3 separate regions of the Homo sapiens genome follow, and regions 1 and 2 are each linked to region 3. A link is a contact called in ENCODE Hi-C or POLR2A ChIA-PET data. All regions are on one chromosome and are shown on one strand. Each heading gives the region's core, a stretch centred on a gene start or an enhancer-like site at or near the end of the contact. The rest is flanking DNA. Distances are from core to core; before and after follow the strand shown. Region 1 overlaps LOC105371635 (a long non-coding RNA gene). Region 2 overlaps FAM163A (family with sequence similarity 163 member A). Region 3 holds the start of FAM163A (family with sequence similarity 163 member A).

Region 1 (4,298 bases), core at 1,140-3,639, 34 kb after region 3:
TCTTTCATCTTCAGCATCGAGCCTGATGCCTGGCACACGGTAAGTCCTCAACAAGTATTTGTTAATTAAATGAAGAAGTTGAGCTTTAGCCATCCAGAATCAATTGTCTAGATGTCTGTTCACATTTGGTTCTAGTGTCTCTTCTTACAGCCTCTTCATAAGTTTAAAATGGATCCTTTAAATTTGTGAGGAGCTAGAGACTTATCTTGGAAGAACTCTAACAACCATCTTTCATTTTATATGTGATTAAATTATACATTGTTAAAGTGATGAAATTTAACATCTTTTCATAGTTTAAAAATGCTATGTCCTATTGACATATATGAGGAGTTAGAAATGAGGGACCTACTGACTGGTATTTGTCTGGAAAAGGGAGGATTAAGAAGTGCAGTTGTCTCATTTACTAGAAGGGTCAATGTAATGTTTTGTCCTTGGCAAAAATCTCAAGATTTTAGTTAATTCTCATATTACTTTGAGAAATAGAATAGAATCTAAGAAGGTTCTATTTGGTTCTGGTCATTCAGAGCCTCATTTTCTTATTTATTGCCTCTCCAAAAGGCAAGCACTCCAGGAAGTTATCTAAACTATTATAGTCACTAGTTTATTCCTTTTCAATTGGTTTTGTCACATTCCCTTGCTAGATAGCAATATTTTTTGGGTATTTGTTTTGTTTTTTGAGATGGAGTCTCACTCGCTTACAGCTGGGATAATAATGTTTACTGCACTGCACTCCAGGCTGGAGTGCAGTGGCGTGATCTCAGCTCACTGCAACCTCCGCCTCCTGAGTTCAAGTGGTTCTCCTGCCTCAGCCTCCTGAGTAGCTGGGACTACAGGCACACGCCACGACACCCAGCTAATTTTTGTGTTTTTTAGTAGAGACACAGTTTCACCATAATGGCTAGGCTGGTTTCGAACTCCCGACCTCGTGATCCGCCTGCCTTAGCCTCCCAAAGTGCTGGGAAGACTGAGGAATAATTTCAGACTCTAAAATGTGGAATGGGTCAGTGTCACCTAGCAAGGTCCTTGGGTGGGTTGTGATAGGGGAGGGCAGGGCAGGGGGACTTTGTGGCCACTCATGGGGCAGAACCAAATAATGGTCAGAGGGAAAAGAGCTGAAAATGAAAATTGGAGAATGTTGAGGATCAGTATGGCTCACTTCCCAGTTTTGCCAGGCCAGCTCTGCCTGACGAGATCTGCCAGGTCTATCTATGATTTTCCTCTAGAATGTTGGGTGTCATCCAAGGTGTCCTGAGTTCTAGCATCTGGTCATTTTTTACAAGAAGAAAGAACAAGCTCTTGCTGTGGGCATTTAGTTAATGCCAGGGCCGACTTTTTACCCCTCTATGCCTGGTCACAGTTGCACTAGGGAGCTACCCTCTTTAGTAAAGGATGAGCTCTTTTAGTCAATTTAATACCCTGGAGACAGGAGGTGACACAGCCTGTGTCAAACAGGCCCCCAGTAAATTTTCATTGAATTAGAAAATGACAGCTCTGTAATTTGGTGACTAGGGACATGCTGGAGGCCCACCTGGAATGAAAGGGGAAAGGGAGAAGAGAAAAGGGCATTGCAAACCATGCTCCCCTCAAGATACTTCTTTCTCCATTTTCTATTGTGTGTGTTTTAGCCATGTTAATACTACACCTCTGTAACCTGCCCTAGACTTTTCCAGCTAGCAATTGCATATTAAGATGGTATTAGGCTGGTGCAAAAGTAATTGAGGTTTTTGTCATTGAAAGTAATAGCAAAAACCGCAATTACTTTTGCACCAACATAATAATATCTTTAATCAGTAATTCCAGACCCTAATAGTGCAGAAATAAGGTGGGTCAAAAATTTACACAAGGCTGTTGAGTAAACATTATTATCCCAGCTGTAATGATTTTTTTTTTTCTCCTGGGACTTTCCAGGGGAAATGATTTTCAGCAGCAAATCTGCTTCTCTGCTCCACCTTCCTGTTGGCGTCAATGGAGACTGACGCCAACAAGCTTCCTGCGCTTTAATTCATCTCTGCTGAGCTACTGCATTGGGGTCATAGAGAGGTTACAGCAGATGTTCTTCTCACTGCTCCTGCTTAACATTCACTTTGGTTTTCTCTTGGGGGTTACCAAAGTAGGAAATAACCTGGGGGGAGATGATAGGATATAAGGGCTTGTGGCCCTTGCGGTGATTCTGGGCAGTCAGGCCCAATTCTTTTTCATTTTATCAATCAGGCAAGAACCTCAAGCTCATTGCCTGGTCCTCCTAGGTAGCATTATCTTGTTTATCCTTGTATTCTTGGAGGTCAGCACAGGAACTGGCACATAGAAAATACACACTTTTTTGTTGTTAAATAGAGGGCAATACTGAGGGTGTGGGGAATGTGGCAATTGCCTGGGCAGAGAGCTGTGGACAGTTCTGTGCCTTGAACCAGACTGTCCCACAACAAAAGGACCACTCCAGCTGAGGTGTGAGCACATTCTCCACCTCTGCCCGTAATCTCCTCTCCAGGCTGTGCACTCTCAGTTTGTTCAGATATTTATCGTAAGTTGAAACAGAGGGAATATATAATGCAATGGAAAGGAGCAAAAGCCTTTGAAATCATTCATTCACAATAAACAAACAATTATTGTGTACAGAGGTGCTATTGTTCTAGCCTCTTGGGATATGATAATGCACGAAATGGACAAAAATACCTGCCCGGTGGAGTTTAGATTCTGGTTGGTGGAGACCTACAGTTCACAATAAAAAGAATGAGTCATGTTAGAAGTCAGGTGCTATGGAAAAAAGTGGAGCAGGATTAGGGGCATTGGGAGCACAGCGTTGAGAAGTCATTTTAGAAATTACCTCTTTGAGAAGACGCAGATGCTGGAGGAAGAACAGCCAAGGCAAGAGCCCAAAGTGAGGAGCTATGCACTGGAAGAAAGTGAGGAGGCCAGTGTGGGGGAGTGCAGTGAATAAGGGGGAGATCATGGGAGATGAGGTCAAGGAGGTAACGGGGGGCATATGTAGAGCTGGTGGATATGCCTGGCAGATTTAGCAGATAAAAATTTGCAATCTCAGCTAAATTTGAATTTCAGATAATAATTTTAAAAATACAGATATGCCTCAAATATTGCATGAAACCATACTTAAACTAGAAAGTTATTAGCTGTTTACCTGAAATCCGTATTTAACTGGGCATCCTGCATTGTCTTTGGCAACACCGCTGTGGACCATTGTAAGGACTCTGAGTAAGACTGGGAGCCCTCAGGGGGCCTTGGGCAGAGGAGGGATGCCAGCTGCCTTGGAGCTTGAAAGGGCCCCTCTGGCTGCTTTGTGGAGAGCAGAGTGAGAGAGCACTGTGGACAGCAGGGAAGCCAGACAAGGCTGCGAAGTGGTCCAGGCTCAGTACAGTAACTCTGACCTGGTGGTGGAGGTAGGGTTGGTGAGAAGCCGGCAGATTCCAGACACATTTTGGAAGCATAGCCAACAGGATTTCCTATAGATGTAGATGGTAGTTAAAGCCAGGAGACTGGGGGAATTCCCAAGAGAATGAGGCCTGGTGCCCTGCAGCATTAAGAGGCCAGGAAAAAGAGGAGGAGGCACAAAAGATGCTAAGGCTTTGACCAATGAGTACGAGGAAACCCTAGAGAATGAGATGTGCTGGGAGGACAGAAAGTGTCAGGGAGGAGGATTGTCAAGTGTATCAAATGCTACTGATAAGTCAGATGGGATGACTGAGGGCTGACTAGTGGATTCAGCATGGAGTTGCTGGAGACCTTGACAGGAGCAGTTTTGGTGGAGTGGTGTAGGTGGAACTGGAATTGGTTTAATAGGTAATCGGAGAAGTATAAGAAGATAATATGGGCAACTCTTTGGCGAAATCTGACTTATTTAAGGTCCTACCACTTACTAGCGTGATTCTTGGTAAATAATTTTCTGATCCTCAAGTTTTTCCTCTTGTAAAAAAAAGAATAGTAACAAGGATGCTGTAAATATTAAATATGTAAAAGTTTTGGCATATAATGAGCATTTAGTAATTGGATATTAAGATTATTGTAATACAATATTAATTTCTGACATGATGTTGGCAAAATGCATTTCTGTGCCTTGATTTCCTTATCTGTAAAATGGGAGTAATAACACCACCTACCCCATGGTGCTGTTGCAAGGATTACATGATGTAATCTATATAAAAGCACACAGAATAAACAGCTTGTGGCACATATGAACTCCATAAAACTCTTATTATCCGATCAGTTCTCTTGTGAATGCTGGTCTATCTTCTTTGTAAACGTTTTGCTTCCTAGAAGCCAACAGAGGTGTAGAACTTATCAAA
Region 2 (4,438 bases), core at 1,459-3,958, 39 kb before region 3:
ATACACTGCGACATGTCACAATTCTAGGCTATCTTCTACCTGAAAGAAATGAGTATGCTTTTTCTTTTCGGGGCATATAATAGGAATTCAGCAAATGTTAGTCTATTTTTCCTTCTGTGCTTCATGTGCGCAGGTTTTGTGCTTTCTCAAGATAAGCCCCTCAAGGGAAGATGCTATACTGTTTTCTCTGGGTCTGTTGTGTATGTATATAGGGCAATGCTGGACCAAGCAGGAAGGGACTATTGAAGGTTACACTGGAGACATGCCTGCCATGTGCCAGGCACTGCGTTAACTGTGAATTTAGTTCACCCTCACAACAGATTCTGTAATGCAGAATTGTCTTTATTTTCAGAGGATACAACAGGTTCAGAGAGGTTAAATTAACTTGTCTAGTAAGTAACTTTTCTCCAACATCCAGTAAGTTACAGAGCTGGTATGTGAACTTACACAGCGTGGCTTTGCATCTTACACTCTTACCTCCTCCACCACTGCTCTCAAAGAGGAGGCAGGTTTGGCCCAAGGTCGGGGCATAGGCAAGTTGAGCTGTGGCCAGGTTATTCCTGGTGAAGGCAGGAGGTTCTGGAAGGCCCAAGATGATAATGTGTGGAGGGCAGATTTGTTATCAATTACGCCCAACCCTGAATTGCACCCTAGCCTTCCAGGAAGCCTCCACCTGATCTGGTCACAACAGACCACAGCCAACCTATGCAGAAGGATCAGACTCTTGATGGCCTCAGAGGCAGCAGGAATCTCACCTGTATCTCTCTCCCTTGGGACTTCTATTCCAAATGTGCCCCTGGCCAGTGTTTGAACAAATTTCTGAGCCAGCTAGGTATAATCGGGAAAATGTTCCTTATAGCCAACTAGTGTATCCCATCAGGAAATACAATTTATTTTAGTTTCTCTTTTTTACTAAATTATATAAATTTATATAAAATTATACAATTTATATATATAATTATATAATATTTGGGAATTATATATTATATAATAAATTATATAATATATATATAATAAATTATATAATATATATATAATATTTGGGCTCAATTATATAAAATTTGGGAAGTATAAAAAAGTGCCAAGTGTGTGGCAGTCCTACATAGTGGCTGACGGTTAATACAAACAGGATCAGATTCTGGATTTGCTACTTAATATCTATGTAGCCATGGGTCAACTTTTAAACCTTTCCATACCTCACTTTTCTTATATACTAAGTAAGATTATCTTTTTCTATTCATTCTATTATTTCATCAGGATGTCATGGGGTAGGAAAAATAAAAAAAAGGTGTTGATCAGCTATTTTAAGTTAAAATACTTTTTAATGCACATTTAAAAAATAAACATTGTCAAACTATTTTCCCAAACGGTTTTACAAAATTTCACTGCCACCTAGCAACACAGGAGTTGTACCACAATGTTATCAACATAAGGTCATTGTTAGGATGGGTCATTAAACCCAATAAATGTTAGTTATTAACAGTAATCAACTCCCTTTCCAGAAGCAGCAACAGTTAAGTCTTTCCCCATGTTTCTACTCAGTCTTTTCCACATATTTTATTCTTCAGATAGTTGAGACTATGCTGTCTGTACAGTTTGGCATTCTGCATTTTGAATGAATGAATGAATGGCTTTTTCCTTTTTTTTTTTTTTTAAGACGGAGTTTCACTCTTGTCGCCCAGGTTGGAGTGCAATGGCACGATCTCGGCTCACTGCAACCTCTATCTCTGGGTTCAAGCAATTCTCATGCCTCAGCCTCCCAAGTAGCTGGGATTACAGGCATGCACCACCACACCGGGCTAATTTTGTACATGAATGAATGAATGGCTTTCAAACCATCCAAGTGGTTTGGGATACAAGTTGCTGGAAATGCACACAGGCTGAGGACAGAGGGGCCAACTGTGACCACGGTTTGAAGAAACGGCACCAGCCAGGGGTGGGAGGTCTGGATTGCAATGCTGACATTGCCTCTAAGAGTTGGATATTCTCAGACAAGTTTTCTCAGCTTCTCTAGGAAACAGTTGCCTCCTCTGTAACATGAAAGCGCGGACTCAGGACATTTAATGATTGCTCTGGCTCTAATGTTCTTTATTCTCAAACCAAGAAGGTGCCTGGCAGGGTGGCTTAGAACTTTGGGTTCTAGAAAGGGAAGGAGATGGCAGCAGCTTCAGGGTGCCTGGGAAGGATGATGGGCACAAGAAACTGTTCAGAACCCTGGCCAACGGCCTCTGAGAATCCAGATTCTGCGAGCAAAGCCCACCAGGCCAGCCTTACCAGTACCAGAGGAGTCTCCATCCCGTCCTGCTTGCACAAGCTTTCCCGCCCGCCAAATGAGAAGATGCTCCTGTGCTGCCCGGACCACATCACCAGGCCTCACTGTGTCCCTGCCGACCGGCCCTTCTGGTCCCCTTCTCCCCTTCCCCATCTCTGCCCCCACAGCCTTACATTAGTGTCCGTCTCATCCCCTCTACATTGGCTAATTCAATGAGTCCCAGGTCTGTTAAATTAAGCCCACTGCTGCCCCTGCCAGAATCCTCTAACAGCTCTAATTGGAAAAACAGCCTCAGCCTCTGCCTATCAAAGCTGATTATATCCATGCGCACAGAGGCCTGGTCCTTGTCCGGCATGCTCACTCCACCCGGCCCGTGAGATCATTTCGCCTGTTCCCCAGGGCTGTCTGCCAGCTGCAAAGGAGTCAGCCTGGTAGAGGCGCCTTCTCCACGTCAAGGAGCAGCAGCTGGCCTCCCAAGCCGGCCCTGATAGCATAAACAAGTTTGTGCTCATCACAGGGAACTGGAAAACAACTTGTGCTCGAAGCAAGACGTCTTTTTTTTTTTTTTTTTTTTTTTTGATACGGATTCTTGCTCTGTTGCCCAGGCTAGAGTGCAGCAGCACGATCTTGGCTCACTGTGACCTCCGCCTCCTGGGCTCAAGCGATTCTCCTGCCTCAGCCTCCCGAGTAGCTGGGATTACAGTCACCCGCCACCATGCCCAGCTAATTTTTGTATTTTTAGTAGAGACGGGGTTTCACCATGTTGGCCAGGCTGGTCTTGAACTCCTGAACTAGTGATCCTCCCGCCTGGGCCTCCCAAAGTGCTGGGATTACAGGCATGAGCCACCGCGCCTGGCCAAGACGTCATTTTTAACTAACCTGCATTTACCACCCTCATCCCTGCAATCCCAGCGGAGTCTCTCACACTGGAGGGAAGGATTTACTCCAAGTAAAGGTACACTTGCCCCAGGAAGCCATCCCAAGAGAGTATAGTCCAAGTATGTACTAATTCCCAGGTGCCTGCTCATTTGAGCCCCTTTCTCGGGGGTCAGAGCAGTCAACCAACCGAGAACTCTGTGAGGATCTAATACGTGCCCCATGCTATACTGCAGCTAGATGTGGGAGAAGGGGAGATCAGAGAGAAGTGGAATCATGCCTCCACATAAACCAGTGGGTTTTAAAAATATTTTTTGAGGTAAAATTCATATAAGATTCACACTGTCACCATCTGAAAGTGTACAATTCAGTAGTTCTTAGGATAATCACCATATTGTTGAACCATCACCACTATCAGATTCCAGAATATTTTCATCACCCTAAAAAGAAACTCTGTTCCTAGTAGGTAGTCAGGCCCCATGCTCCTCTCTCATCCAGGCCTGGGCAACCACGAATCTACTTTCACTCTCGGTTAAGCCCCTCATTTTAAAGCCATCGTGTATGCTTGCATTTCTCCCCTCGTCTCTACGGTTTTCATAACTGAGTACCACCAGACCTTTGCATGGAGCACATTAGATGCTTTTACTTCTGAGATCTCAAAACACTTAAACACTGCAGTTTCCTTGGTTCTTGCCACATATTATAATCAGCAAATGCCCTCTGTCCTGTCAACACCAAAATGATGAGAACACTCTGATTCTGTGATGAAAGTCTGGTAATACAGCTCTGGTCTAGCTGATGTAACTAGGTAGCATTAGAAGTTTAGCCAATGTCAAGAACCTTATTTTGTCAGGAAGAATGAGGCATTTTAGGCAAACATAAGAAAGCACAAAGACAGTTAATGCAAACTGTCTTGGGGCAGGTACCTGTGTAGGAATCACACAAACTTTAGCAAGTATCAAAATCACCTGGAGGACCTGTTAAAATGTGCATTGCCGGCCCCACCCAAGTTTCTGATTCAGCAGGTCTGGGGTGAGTCTTGAGAATGTGCATTTCTAACAAGTTCCCAGGTGATGCTGATGTTGCTCATCTGGGGACCACACTTCGAGAACCACTGGCATATTGACTAATGGTCACAGCAAGGAAGAACGATCACCGAGCTTATGCGTTTGGCTTTGTTTCAATTTCACTTCTTTAGGCTAACTGATAAGGTTAAAGTCTTGTCTTGATGATGGTCACTGGCAAATAACACTGTTGTATTTCTACAAGTATGTTTTATGTTCAAAATTT
Region 3 (4,307 bases), core at 1,788-4,287:
ACAGTTCGAACAGTGCTATAATGTACATATATCTTTGTGCCCATATGCAAGTTTAACAACAAGTTCAATTCCTAAAAATGGAATCACTAGGTCAGATGGCATGGGCGTTTATAATTTTGACAAGTGTTTCCAAAAATGCCCTCCAAAGTTGTACCAATTTACTCTCCCAGCAGCAATATATGAAAGTACCTGTTTTTCTACAACCTCATCAACGGTTTATCTCTTTGATGTTTGCTAGTTGAAAGATTTGTACTTAATAAGAAATTAGTCCTTTGTGTAGGAGTTAAACCCTTGAGTGACAGAGAGAAGGAAGTGCTGGCTGTTTACCAGGCCAGCACTTTCTGAAGTCTAGAGTCTAATGGGGTTATAAATATCTCTTGGATCTACAAGTAAGAGTCTTTATTCACGACAATTCTGGATTTCCAGCTACCACATGTGTGTCTGTTCTTAATTGGAAGAAAGTGGCCCCGAGGAAGGAGTAGTGACTTTGGAACCAAAGAGACCTGGGCTTCAAGCTCTGCTCTGCCATTAACTAGCTTTATGATCTTGGCAAATCGTTTACCCTACCCCCAAACTCAGTTTCATCACACGAAAAATGGGGAAATAATAGTAATTTTGCAAAACCTTGTGTCTGGCACATAGCAGGTACTTAATAAATGTTAGCAACTTTCATTAATGTTAATAATCACCAGGCCAGATTCTAAACCCCAGGGCACTTTTCACAATGGACAGACCCTGGAATGGCCCTACCAGAGTCAAATGACTTTTTTGTTAAGTGGCCACCCAGAAGATTCCCAACTTCTCCTCTCATCCACCTCAGCCTTGTAAAGTTTGCAGATCAGGAAAATCCCAGCGTGGGCCTCTGGGTGAGGACTGGACTGTGCTGGGGCCAGGCTCCCCTGTTACCAGCTGATGTTTGCACTCAGGCTGAAGCACTCCCTGAACTAAGCCGGGGTCATTTCCAGTTACAGACGGCAAGCTAGAGAAAAAACAGAGATTCTTGGGCCAAACAGGGGGACCTGCTCTCATCTGCACGAGCCCATCTCACCTTGCCTTTCCAGAACAGTATGCCTGATGAGGTCACTGAATGCAGATCTCTAGCCCTGGCAGGGCCGCTGCCGATCTGCCTGATGCCCCAGCAGGACCCTCCGAGAGCCACACATTACTTCCCCTCTGGACGCCAGCATGACCCTGTCTGTACCTGCTGGTTTAGATTCTCTTAGGCATGGGAACTGAAACCTCCCTAGAGAAGGCTAAGAAAATCTGTTTTCAGAGCATGTACCTTTACTGTTCCTTCCCCGGGGTCCACCTCTTTCAGGGTCTGAACGTCTGTTACATGCAAGTATTTCATTAGGGCAGAAGGAAAGCTGCCTTTCCCCTCAGGACACAGACTCCAGCGAATCTTAGGCAAAGCGAACATGCGGGATTGAAGCCCGCAGTTATTGTTTGTCTCCCACACGACATAAAACATGTGTCTGGCTCAGCTGCTAGAGGACCAAGCAGGACACAGACGCAACTGCGCAGACGTCGGTCCTGCCAGCCACGCTGCGGCCCCCTCGGAATCTCAGGATGGGGCCCCCTGGGCGCCCTGGGGGAGGGCCCAGGTGGGCGAAATGACAGGAGAAAGTGCCTGCGGGCCTCCGCCTGCAGGTTGGATGACTGCGTCCCCGTCACGTCAAACTTGCCAGGACTAGCAAACTTCCAGGGCCCCACAGTTCCACTCAGAGGAAAGGAACCCCCAGTGTGACAGGAAAACACGGCTGGTGTGTGTCGGCCAAAGGGCGCTGACCGAGGGAACAGATCTGCACCCCTGACTTCCCTCGCGGCCTTCGGAGCCGCAGAGAACCAGGATGCCACCCACCCAGGGCCCCGGCGCGCGGCTCTCGGCCTCTACCCGCCCCACCCAGGCCAGGCCGGGTGGCGGGGTCCCAGCAGCCCAATGCGGGCCTCGTCCCCACACTGCCTTCTGCTTGCCCGCTCTGCTCTCTGCTTGGCCAGGCCCCCCTCTGGGCCGCGGGGCGGAGGCTTCCGTGTGGCCGGCGCCTTGAGCGCGCAGGGCCCTCTGGAATCGGAGTGCGGTCGCCCGCTCTGGGGCCTCGGGAGCAAGGACACCGCGGCCCCACGGGCACGTCCGGCTTCTCCGTCCTACCCCCGCTGTCCTGGCCCCAGACTCGCTGGCCGAGACGCCGGCTCCCACAGGCCCTGCCGCCTGCATGCCCACGCCGCGCCGCGAAGGCACTTCGCCCTCTTTATTTTGTAAAACTTCGGAAAAATCACCAGCAAACCGAGCCCCGGTCTCAAGGCTGCCCACAGTTGCCGGCACGAATCCGGACTCACTGACCGACGGCGGCGCATTGGCCCAGCAGACCCCGCCGGTCGGCCCCCACCCTACCCGGGTCCCCTGCCCCGGCCTCATGCTCCCCGGGTGGCGGCGGGCGCGAGGCGCAGCAGCAGCAGCGGCGTCCGCGTGAGGTCCGGCCCGGCTGAAAGCGCAGAGAAGCGGGTCGCTGCAGACACGCTGAGTAGAGCGCCTTCGGCACGGCCCGGGGGCAGGGACCCGGCAAGTCCGGCCCCGAGGCGCGAGCACCGCCACCCGCGGTCTGGCCACGAGGCCGGAGATGCCCCCGAGTCGCCGCGCCCCTCGGAGCGAGAGGCCCCTGGCGCGGAGAGGGAGAGCCAGGGCGCAGACCCAGACCCAGTGGGGAACTGCTACGCTGAAGGCGGCGCGGTGGGCAGAGGGAGGCAGCCGGGGCGCGCTTACCCGGGTGTTGAGGCGCCCTCGAAAGTACGCGGTGGCCAGACACATCCCCGCGCGGAGCCCGAGCCCGGCGGCTCCTCAGCCCGCCCGCGCCCCGCCCCGCCCCTCCGCTCGCTCCCCTGCACGATGAGGCCCCGACCCGTTACCGCGGCTGAGCAGCTCCGCTCGGGCAGCGACTCCCGCGTTCGGCTCCCACGGGGTCGCAGCGCGTCCTTCCGGGCGCCAGCGGCTGGGGCGGCACACGTGAGGCTCCGCGGCCTCCCCGGCGCTCCGAGGACTGCCCTGCTCCGGGCGTGGAGCCTCATCGCCCCTCCAGGTGGCCAGGGCTGGGGGCAGGTACCGCGCGACCTGATTGGCGCTGGCCGGAGTCCGGGGAGAATCCCCCGCCAGAGAGGCTGATGCACGCGGGCCAAGTGAAGCCACGCAGTCAAACAGCGCAACGGGCGCCTTCCAAACACCCCTGCTTAGCTCCGCTGCCTTTTTGCCTAAGAAATGTAAACGCGGGAGGCGGGCGCCCTGGGAACGCCTCAGTACAGGGGACTTTGCGCCCTACAGATCGGGTCCAGGACGGAAAATTCGGAGAGCATGAGAATCTTAGGGACCAGGGTGTGTCGCTATCCACTGGAAAGAGACTGCCTCGAGAGCCTCCCGAAGGGCTCCTCTGTGTTCCTATTTCCGGCCCGCACTGTGCCCTGGAAATCCAGGGACACCTGGATGTCCCCGCCGCTGAGGGGTACCCGGGCCTCGTGGCAGGGCGGGATCAGATCAGTCAGGGTGTGATTAGAGCTGTGACGGTGAAGTCTGGCAGGAAGAGGCAGGAAGGGAGAGAAGCAATGCCTCGACACGAGGAGAAACCTGAATGGTGCGCTAGATTTCTTGTCTGAAATCACCTTCTTTTAATGTCTTAAAACTCTAGGAGTTGCTTATGTGCTGTAGCCCAGCCAATAAGTTCTGACATCAGTAATTCAGAGGGTCTGCTGAGAGAACATGACGGCCTGAGAGGGGATAAGCTGTCACTTCTCCGCACTTCCGAAGCATCTCTATATGGAACGTTTACCTGTTCCGGTCTGATCATCTTTCTCTTGATCCTGCTTTCCGATCTTGATTGGACTGAAGACAGCGAGGACAGAGGGGTGGGGTCAACCCGGTTAATGCTCGAGGAGGGAGCGTTCCCACTACATCAACAGTTTTCCTCTCTTCTTAGGCAGGTTAGTTCTGGGGATTCAAGGCAAAGGTGATCAGGGAATCCATTTGAAAAACAAAAACAGAAAACTCCAAAACATTTAAAAACTGTGGACCCTCAGCCTAGGTCCAACTTCTAAAGAAGGGGAGTAAGAAATTTAGCACCTGGAGCAACCTTATTATTCCTAATACACTGTTAAAAAACAAAAATCCCAAGGCAAGCCACCACCTCATCATTCCAGCAAGTCTACTGTTGTTGCAGCACACTCCACTTTTTACTCTAACTCTACTCACAGGTTTTACATTTTGAGCTCAGATTTTCATGTGCCGTCTTTTCTCAGCACAGTTAAGGCTCGTGCCTACATTC

The links. A loop is a pair of places that touch in the nucleus more often than their neighbours do. ChIA-PET counts read pairs that join two places held with the same protein, here RNA polymerase II (POLR2A). Pooled maps may share reads with other maps.
Region 1: a pooled map shows a loop between it and region 3 (3-fold over the local background). The contact joins the enhancer-like site here to the promoter of FAM163A in region 3. A Hi-C loop is called at or near these places in 1 of 168 maps with a recorded cell type or tissue (GM12878) and 5 of 50 pooled maps. POLR2A ChIA-PET finds 5 or more read pairs at or near these places in 1 of 52 experiments (SK-N-SH).
Region 2: POLR2A ChIA-PET joins it to region 3 with 20 read pairs in SK-N-SH. The contact joins the enhancer-like site here to the promoter of FAM163A in region 3. A Hi-C loop is called at or near these places in 1 of 37 single-sample maps with no recorded cell type and 1 of 50 pooled maps. POLR2A ChIA-PET finds 5 or more read pairs at or near these places in 4 of 52 experiments (H1, HCT116, PC-9 and 1 more).

The regions. Positions count from the first base shown.
Region 1 is chr1:179,707,732-179,712,029 of GRCh38, reverse strand. LOC105371635 (a long non-coding RNA gene) reads left to right here. Exons shown (of 3, transcript XR_922329.3): 2 at 1-39. Among named protein-coding and RNA genes, the nearest start is that of FAM163A, 33 kb to the left of the region's middle. RefSeq lists an enhancer at 2,189-2,258. Within about 2 kb of position 2,389, at least 3 of the 41 ENCODE cell types and tissues checked have a DNase peak (open chromatin) inside an H3K27ac peak, as active enhancers do.
Region 2 is chr1:179,780,346-179,784,783 of GRCh38, reverse strand. All of the region lies in intron 1 of FAM163A (family with sequence similarity 163 member A), which reads right to left. Among named protein-coding and RNA genes, the nearest start is that of MIR12116, 21 kb to the left of the region's middle. Within about 2 kb of position 2,708, at least 2 of the 41 ENCODE cell types and tissues checked have a DNase peak (open chromatin) inside an H3K27ac peak, as active enhancers do.
Region 3 is chr1:179,742,021-179,746,327 of GRCh38, reverse strand. It overlaps FAM163A (family with sequence similarity 163 member A), which reads right to left and starts at 3,037. Exons shown (of 5, transcript NM_173509.3): 1 at 2,905-3,037. It overlaps LOC128071543 (a long non-coding RNA gene), which reads right to left. Exons shown (of 2, transcript NR_138090.2): 2 at 3,631-3,973. RefSeq lists an enhancer at 1,048-1,740.